Linked DNA regions of Homo sapiens: region 1 is linked to region 2. The links are chromatin loops, found by intact Hi-C in ENCODE. Cell type or tissue: sigmoid colon. All regions are shown on one strand. Each heading gives the region's core, and the rest is flanking DNA. Links, peaks and the distances in the headings are about the cores only.

Region 1 (4,403 bases), core at 204-4,203, 95 kb before region 2:
TCAATATAAGATTTAATGGCTCTGTTTCTTCCATAGCCCACTTGTTTCTTTCCTTGTAGACTGTGAGTATTTTCCTGCTGAGGACTTAGGTTCAGATTTGAAGTGGCCAATTGGTACCTTTCCCCTTAAGCTCCTTTCTGACTTCTCACAGCTTGGGGAGCTTGAATCAAAGCTTAGAGAATTTGTTTCTTCTGTAACAGAGGTCTTGTGTACAAGGTCTTGAGTCTTACTGAGGAGAGAGGCCTCTTCCCAGAAAAAGCATCTTTGCAGCATGACTCTCTGAGTGTAGGGAGTCTGTGTGGACACCAGACTGCATTGTCCATGGTGTCAATATCACGGTCAGCCTTGTCAACTGCATTCCCAACCACATTCTTCACCAATCTAGAACTCCTGCCTTCTTACAAGATTCTGGGAAGAGAAGACAGAAAAAGACCCAAGTCAGTAGCACACTCTTGCCTTGCCTATACCCTGGGAGCAAATGGACTTGTGATGTTTTTGCCTTCTGGTGCTATCTGTTGTTCTCCAAGGGATGAGAATGGGTTCCAGGTGGTCATCGAAAATTTTCACAGCCAACAATCAAATATCCTTCTTATGAGAAGACATTTTCAGGCCAGACTTATGTGCCAAGCTCATGTCAACCTGTCCAAATACCTACTCAGTAGTCAAATAAATATTTATATTCAAAATAAAACTCACCCTCTCCTCCCTGCCAGACCAATGCCTGCATATCCTATCTCATCAAATGCACCATTCACCATCCAACAATTGCCTTGGATAGAAATAGGGTGTCCTTAGAATCTCTCCTCTCTTTCACTCATCATCAGCTCCAAGCCCTGTAGCTTCAGCCTCCGAAAAACTACGTGGACCCATCTCCACTACCACCACAATGGTGTAGGTCCTCCTCTCTGCTCACCTGGAAGAATGAAACAGCACCCCACCTGCTTCCTGCCTCCATGATACCTACAACATAACTCTGGTTAGGGCCTTCAGAGGTGGCTCTTGTTTCTCAAGGCACCATTCAAACCTTTGATGTAGCTCCTGCCTTCTGCACCAGCCTCATCTTCCTCCCGTTTTTGCAATCCCTCCAACACTCACTTCCCTGGGCTTTCCCGGATGCTTACTGCTGCCTGAGCACACTTTTTCCATCCTTAGCTGGACTCCTGAGCTCAAATTTTAACCAAGCTCAAGTTTGCCAAGTGCTTCCCACTCTGGGAGGTGCTTGAGGGTCTGTGCCTCTGATTTTATTTTGAAGTGTGCCTGGCACCCAATTCTCACCAATCTCACGGTAACTACCTTGCCACACTCTCATTTCTGTGTCTCTTCCAGAGTAGGGGCACGTCTTACTCCGCATTATAATCCTGGCACCCAGCACCATGCTTGCCCTATTAAGAAGTCAGTGTTTCCTAAACATCTATTGAATAAATGAGTGACTGTATCCTGAGGAATGCATGCCGTGGGGCTTTGAATTCTCTTTGTTTCTCCTACAGTTTTACAGCTTAGAGAGTTTGTCTCTTCCCTAGCCAGAGTGGACTCTTCCCTGCAGGGTAGGTGGTTTGCCAGGCTCTCCCGGGCTGTTCCGAGGATGACATTTAGCCTCACATGGAAGAAGGTGAAAAAAAATCAGGCAGTTTCAATCCTGCAAAACATCAGTGACAACTCATGGTAGAAGTTTATAACTGTGTTGAGGTGTTATTCGGTTGCCAGGACTTGGAAAAGAAACGAGCAAACAAAGGCACCAAACGAGGTGTGGTGTGAGGAGAGGCATGTCATTCCCGAGAAACAGCCCCCACGCTGGCTGGGAAGGGGAATGCAGAAAGCAGCAACAGCTCCCACCGGAGGCCCCCTCTGACCCAGGAGAGAAGGCTTGGCCTTAAATCAAAAAGACATCCTGATGAGATGGGGTAAGTAGAACAGATGGGGGAGGGCTGTCAGGAAAAAAAAAAAATCGGTTCATCCAGGACAAGGGAGATGGAGAGGGGCCAGGAGCTGGGATGCAGCAGAACTGGAGCCCTGGGGTCCAGTGACTTGTCAGCGTCAAAGAGGCCAGAGGGAGGCACTGCTTCAGGGCAGCCCTGCTGGAGGGATACACGGTTTCTCTCCTGCATATCAGAAGCCAAGCGCGTAACCTTAAACATACACAATGAAAATTATTTGGAGAAACTCTAATTTCAGCAAAAATCTAATCTAATCTACTATACAAAACATTGCACAGGCAATGTGGAAAGGTAACAGGTAAGGTTACTGTGTTTCTTGTTAATCAAAGTAAAGAGGGACTTTAGGTCAAGGCTGGTTCATTCCCCCGCTCCATCACTGACTTCCTGTGGACTTTGGGTTCACAATAAACTGCTCAATATTTTGGCCTCAGTTTCCTCATCTGTGAAATGGTACCGTTTGCTCACATCCCAGATAATATATGTGGTGGAAGATAATATATGAGGTGGAAAGGAGGATGGATAGGTGCAAATACTTTTTGTAACCTGAAATAAACTGTACAGATGTGTTAAAAAGATAAATGCATATGTGCAATTTGGGCAAAAGTCTCCAAGCATGTATAAAACCAGCATTTGGTCAAATGTATAAGAGAGGAAGAGTGCAAAAAACAAGAAGAGGTCCAAGGGAATGATAGGCTGGGAGGAAAATGGGGAGGGACACCTCCTTCAGGCCTGGGTCCTGGAGATGGGTAGAGGAGCTTGGCTGTTCTAAAAGCATTTGACTCAAGCCCATGGGAATTCCCCCTGGTCCTAGGGTCAGCACTTCTTGAAACCATTCCAAGTCCTATGTGCCAGCAGGACAGAATAGCCCTCTTCCAAAGATGCACACCTTATTGCATGAAAATGAAGTTTCCAGCTCAGCATACCAGACAGTAATTAATCTAATTAACAATTATTCGTTTTATTCCCCCACACCATTAGACAAGCCCACCCACCCCCCACCAACTCAACAGCAATGCCAATGAATAGCTTCAAAAGAAGTCAATATACCAAGTTGATGAGAAAGGCCTTCAAGGCAACCTCAGTGCTATTGCTCGTCCCTCTGAGCCAGCTCTGAATTGATGCCGGATAAGAAGGCTGGAAAAGCCAAGCCTGCTTCCTTTTAGCCTAACACCCTCTCTTCTTTCAGTCTCTTCTTTCTGGCAAACCTAGGTCCTCACCCTAGGTCATTAACAATGTCTTAGCACGTCTTACAAAAGGAGAGATATTAGGTTCTGGCTATATTTCAACCTACGTAATTGCACTCTCCCTAGCAAGGTCGTTCCTTAAAAAGACAGTCATTACAGCAACTTGGATACTCCCTCCCACCAATTCTTCCCACCTCAAAGAAAAAGTAATGATTCTTCCTGGGATTTTGGCCAGAAGCCAGTTCTGGCCAATTTGATTTCACCCGCCCCAAAAGCTTTTCCAGGACCTTGGGCAGCAGAGCTGCTTCATGTTTCATAGGTCATGGGTTCAAATGCCACGGAGGTGGTGCTTTCAATAAGACCTCTGTTAACGTTCAGGTGGTGGGTAATGGGCCTGGGAACTCTTTCTTCACCCTCCTTTCTTTGCCTCTACAATTTTCTTGCTGGGAAAGGTAACAGGTAAGGTTAGCTTTCATTTCCCTTCCCAATATGAGCCTTGTGCCCAGAGCCAAGTTGGCGCTCTACCATCCCATAAGGCATCTGGCTGTATTTCCGAGAGCTGCAAGTCGAATCACTCTCTCAGCTGCCTGGGGGAAAAATGGACCTTCATTTCCTATTCAGGCTTATGATTTATGCAACAATATAAATTACTATGATTCAATAAAGTAAAGTTGTATAACAAGTACATTAAATTCAGGTGTTCAATATATGAAATAGGATAAAATGTCTGATCAACATTTTTTTTTGACGTGGCAACCAGTGCCTGAAAAACTCTGCCACACATAAGCATTGACATGCCTGTGCATGGAGGGAGGAAATCATAACACAAAAAATCAAATGGTGATAGCTGCAAACATCAAATACTTATTACGTGCTAGGCATCAGAGTGGGTTCTCTGAATGGATTGCCTTATATGTTCCTTTACAGTTATCACTACTGTCCCTGGGATACAGATGAGCAAACTGCCCAGGGTCACCCAGCTAGTAAATACTAGTGTCTAAATTAATGCCCCGGGCATCTGGGGTCAGAGTCTATGCTCTTGAACACTGTATGCTATTTCTTCCAAAATATAGAGGTTGAGGAGTGCAACCCCTGGGAGGTGAGGTGGAGGATCAGCTTTATTTTCTTATTTATCCTTCTCTAGGTTGCAACATTCTTTGTAATGAAAGCATATAACATTTTTAATCAGGAAAACATGATATTTTCAAGTCTTCCTCTTTTCATATTGTCTGCATTTTAGACAAAGTAAAAAATATCTCAGAACAAGGAGCCTTTTTCATGAGGT
Region 2 (4,403 bases), core at 281-4,280:
CGAAGGCTACCTATAGCTAAATTTGCATATATATGAAGTTGGAAACTAAAGCATATTGGCCTCGAGCCAAAGTAAAAGCCTTTCTTACATCAAACACTGAGGGAAGATCCATGAAACAAAATTTCTTCCAGTTTATATTATCTCTTAAACCACAACAATTATCTCCTTCACAAATATAAATACTTCCTACAAGTTCAAAACCAATTATGTTTTCTAGACACTTGTGCACCTATTTCAGTTAACAAATCACTTTGTCCATTCCCATATGCCGCAACTCATTCATCTTGACCTTGGCAAATCACTTTATTTGGACATTTTCAGTGCATTCCCACTGAGATCACCAATTCTAAGTAATTATCACTTTGCACAGGCTGGGTTAGAAAGTCAAGGTGTTTTCATCCACCCATTGTGGTTCCTCTGTGTTTTCTGCAGAGCACTCATGATTTTCTACTGGAAATCCATACATGTATACATTTCTTGCTCTCTAAACTGCAAGCTTCATGAGAACAGGAAATATTTCTTTACCTGCAAAAATGGTCTCCTGTTTATAGCCCTCCTAGGACTTTGCACACAATAGTTAATAAATGTAAGTTGAAGGACTCAGACATTTTGCTTCCAGGGATACGCCCTATAGATCTGTTGGCATAAGGACGCAGAGAGATACTCGTTGTATACTGTTTTCAGCAATGAAAATTGGGAGCTACATAGATGCTCATCAACAGAGAAATGGTTAAATAAACACACATATCCTCTGCAAACTATGGATTGCTACCTATCTATAAATATTTAGTGTATACACACATGTACTTGATAATAAGAGCAAATTAGATAAATAAGATATGGAAAAGTGTCTGATGTTATCAAGTGGAAAAAGATAAAAAAGGAAAAGTTCAGAAAAATATGTCAATATACTTCCATTTTTAACAACTGGTTATGGATATACTACATTATATACTGTAACACATATTTTTTCCTATGCATAGAAAATGTCTGAAAGGATATACAGTATGTTCTCATAAGCAAATATCTCTGGGAAGCGGGATGCAGTGGAAACAGGAGAAATGTTTTCCCTTACATATCTATTTCTATACTGCTGATATTCTTTACACTGAGTGTGTATATGTTTTTAATAAGAGGTTAAGGAAAATAAATCTATTCTAAATGAATATATGAATGAAGTCTACATAATTTAATTGTTAATTCTGTGTCCCTAGTCTGGTTTATGATGATAAGCTGGTGAAATCAGTCCTCCCTTGGGGATAGGCCTATTACAGGGCAAGAAAGATCTTTGCTGAAAGATCCCACAGCAGCATTCAAATTACCCTGTCCTAGGAACCAGTAGACTAAATTCCTGATTCATCTGCTACCTACCAAGCTGTAGAACAATATAGATTCCCTGTACCTTACTTTCTTTATTTATAAGGTGAGGTTGGGTAGACCAAAAGATTTCCAAAGTCCCTTTGAATTCTAAATTTCTCACCCCCTTCTTTGGGAGACAGAGAGAGAAAAATGATGAGGGTCACCAAATGGCCACAGCATTAAAGACGTAAGTTGCACTGCTATTAGAAGACAGGCAGTTAACAGGATCTGACAATGAAAAAAGGAGCACTTAGAAGGTTAGCGTTCATTTTATGCTTTGCTTCATTATATAAATTTAGGCTTTCATCTGCATTCAATCCTACATAACATCCTATAAGACAAGGGAACACTGTTTACAGCATGGCATTTCAAATATCCAGATGATGGTCCATTTGGAATAGATTACAACTCTGCTTTCTGTCATCAGGCATTCTCAGACCCATATTGCATCCATATGTAGCCAGGGACCATTAATTGGTCCAGTATTCTTTTATTTGGGGGAAAAAGGAAAAATGGGGCAAAGTTTAGTACTTTCTTCATATTTTTTATTCTAAATTTTCTAGATTGAAAACTAAATAAATTATACAACAGTTTATCCATCATCGAATTTAACACGTAACACCTATTAATCATCTATGATAAAGTAAACCTGAGTCTCATCAACATGAAATGCAACGTCCTGTCCCAGAAACCACATCGATCCATGAATTTTTCTCTAACTATGATATGGAGTAAGACCAGGAGGGTCACTCAGACATAGCCTAATGAGAAAAGCTTCTTATATTATTTTCCAGCCTCAGTTTAAAAAATAATAATAAAAGGTAACTTTTTCTATTCATGACATCCTATTAAATGCAAAAGAAACCAAGGGTTTTCATTGCCCCCAGTGATATTATATACAGCCCTTTTCTTGTTTTCTGACAGAGCATCTTAATTAGGCATTAGAATGGACAAGTTTATTTTTTAGCCAACTTTGAAAGATGATCTTCCCCACCTAATTTTCTACTTGAAAATCAATACATACAGTTTTGCCTTCCGCGGTTCCCAGAATGATATCTATAGCATGCCATCTTCCACTTGCTTGCATCTAGTTTTCATTACCCAAAAATGTCTTTGTTCCTCTTTAAGAGCTCTAAAGAAAGATCTGCTCAGACTGCATTGAGAACACAGGGAAATAAAACATTTCGGAGTGGGGGGTATGACAGAAAGGATTGCCCCCTTGGAGCTGGGAAACCTGAGTATTTAAGCATCAATGTTTGAAATAATGATGGATCCAGGGCTGGCAAAATGACGACCATGTAAGCTCTTCTTCGGGAAGCACTTGCCTTCAATAAACTCCCCTCTCTTCCACCATCATGCCAGGTGCTTTTCTACTTTCCACTCAGTTGACCAGGAATCCCACTTTCCCTGCTGCCAAAACTTAAAGTAGACTAATCTTCCTCACCGCAGCAATGTCTAGCAACAGACTCTTTTCTTCAAACTCTATCCAAACATACCTAACCTGTGCAGACTCTACTCATCTGCAGACATTAAAAGATCTAAACTGTTAAGGTAGGAACTAAAGTGCACACGTTGTATGGCAGCTCCTGAGAATAAAACCAGAGGTCCAAGACAACTCTCCCTGACTCCTCTCTGTTGCAGGCCCCACCAATCAATACCTGCACTTGTTCGCTCTAAGCCCAGACACAATCTTACAGTCCTTAACACTGGATTCTGAGCAGCCACAGCCGCTTCCAGTGGAACAGAGTCAACTGGAAAGTTGGAAACTCTTTTGCCATAATTGTCTTACCCTCAAAAAACAAAAATTACAATTGCTAGAACCATAGATAGCTGCCGAAGAAAGTGGGTAAGGTGATCACCTTGGTTGGATAAGGTGGACCTGTCAGTAAACTTATGACAACACCCCACTACCTACCTGTGGAGCTGACCTTACCTCTAATATACCCCTTCTGATATTGGAGGTAAGGACAAAGTGGCCATCGTCCATCTGCAGTATGCTCTCTAATGACAATGCCAGCTTCTTCTATCTCTATTTAATGGTTTAATGCTTCTGCCTTTAAGATATTCAGATACATCTTTTTATACATTTAAAATCAGCATAAAAACAAAATAAATTGCAACTGTTCTTGGATGCCATACTCCTACAATTTTTTCACCAAATTCTGAAGTTGGAAGCATTTATTAAAATATACAGTAAAAGCATAATGTATTCCTCTATAGAAAAAACTGCCTACTGAAAAACTCCATTCAGCATACATTTTATTACTCAGCTTGAATTTAGGGAAACCTTTTTGATTTTGTATGATCCCCCTTGATCTCCAGCTCATTGTATTGAATATACACACTTGTTACACATATACTATGGGCCTACCATACATAAAGTAGCCATCGGAATCAATGTTACAAGTGGAAACTAAACTGTCTGATTTTGGAAAAGCAAGCCAATTGTTTGGCATTAGCATAGATGCATCAATTCTTTTTAATGGCTTGGATTTTTGACTTTTCTCTATGTCACCTTACCACCACCCACAAACACTCATTAATACAGGGGTCAAATTATCCTTGTTTTTTTTCTATCAGGGTATTTCACTACAGATGTCTTCTGAAAACCTATTGGTTAACCAGAATTCCTCATTCGTATTCACACTCTCTCTGCCCCTCCTGCCTGATTTCAGCACACTTCCAATTTGTTTGGCATTCCTCTTCTCCAAATTTCTGAAGTTAGTCCTGGCTTTCTCCGGATGAAAAAGCCTCAAATACTTAGTTTCCCTTATTAATAACAAAGTTTGATCCATTCAGTCAACTGGTGAATAATCATTCACACAGTGAAAACTGTTAGCCTGACTGCTCACAGCACAGCTGATACTGTTTGACCCTGTTCAAGATCAAAGCTTTTTGCAGGTCTGACATCTACCATAGACTCAGCTCATTTGCCAGGTAATCAAATTGCTATTAATTTTTCTATTAACTGAATTTAATACCAGAGGGACACTGTAATGAGACCTAGCAAATAATTTGGGAACATTAGGATCCCATGGATCTAC

The links. Peaks named below come from ENCODE experiments on the same cell type or tissue, not always from the same donor. Only the 100,000 strongest peaks of a DNase experiment are listed, where the experiment ranks them.
Region 1: it touches region 2 in a loop (2.8-fold over the local background); 1 of 110 quality-filtered maps calls a loop at or near these places.

Annotation. Positions count from the first base shown.
Region 1 is chr15:97,790,573-97,794,975 of GRCh38, forward strand. The region is part of intron 1 of LINC00923 (long intergenic non-protein coding RNA 923); the gene reads right to left. Among named protein-coding and RNA genes, the nearest start is that of LINC00923, 82 kb to the right of the region's middle. In sigmoid colon, for the core only: no CTCF peak of the experiment used is centred there; DNase peaks (open chromatin) are centred at 1,489 and 2,009.
Region 2 is chr15:97,885,461-97,889,863 of GRCh38, forward strand. No RefSeq gene overlaps it. Among named protein-coding and RNA genes, the nearest start is that of LINC00923, 13 kb to the left of the region's middle. In sigmoid colon, for the core only: no CTCF peak of the experiment used is centred there; no DNase peak of the experiment used is centred there.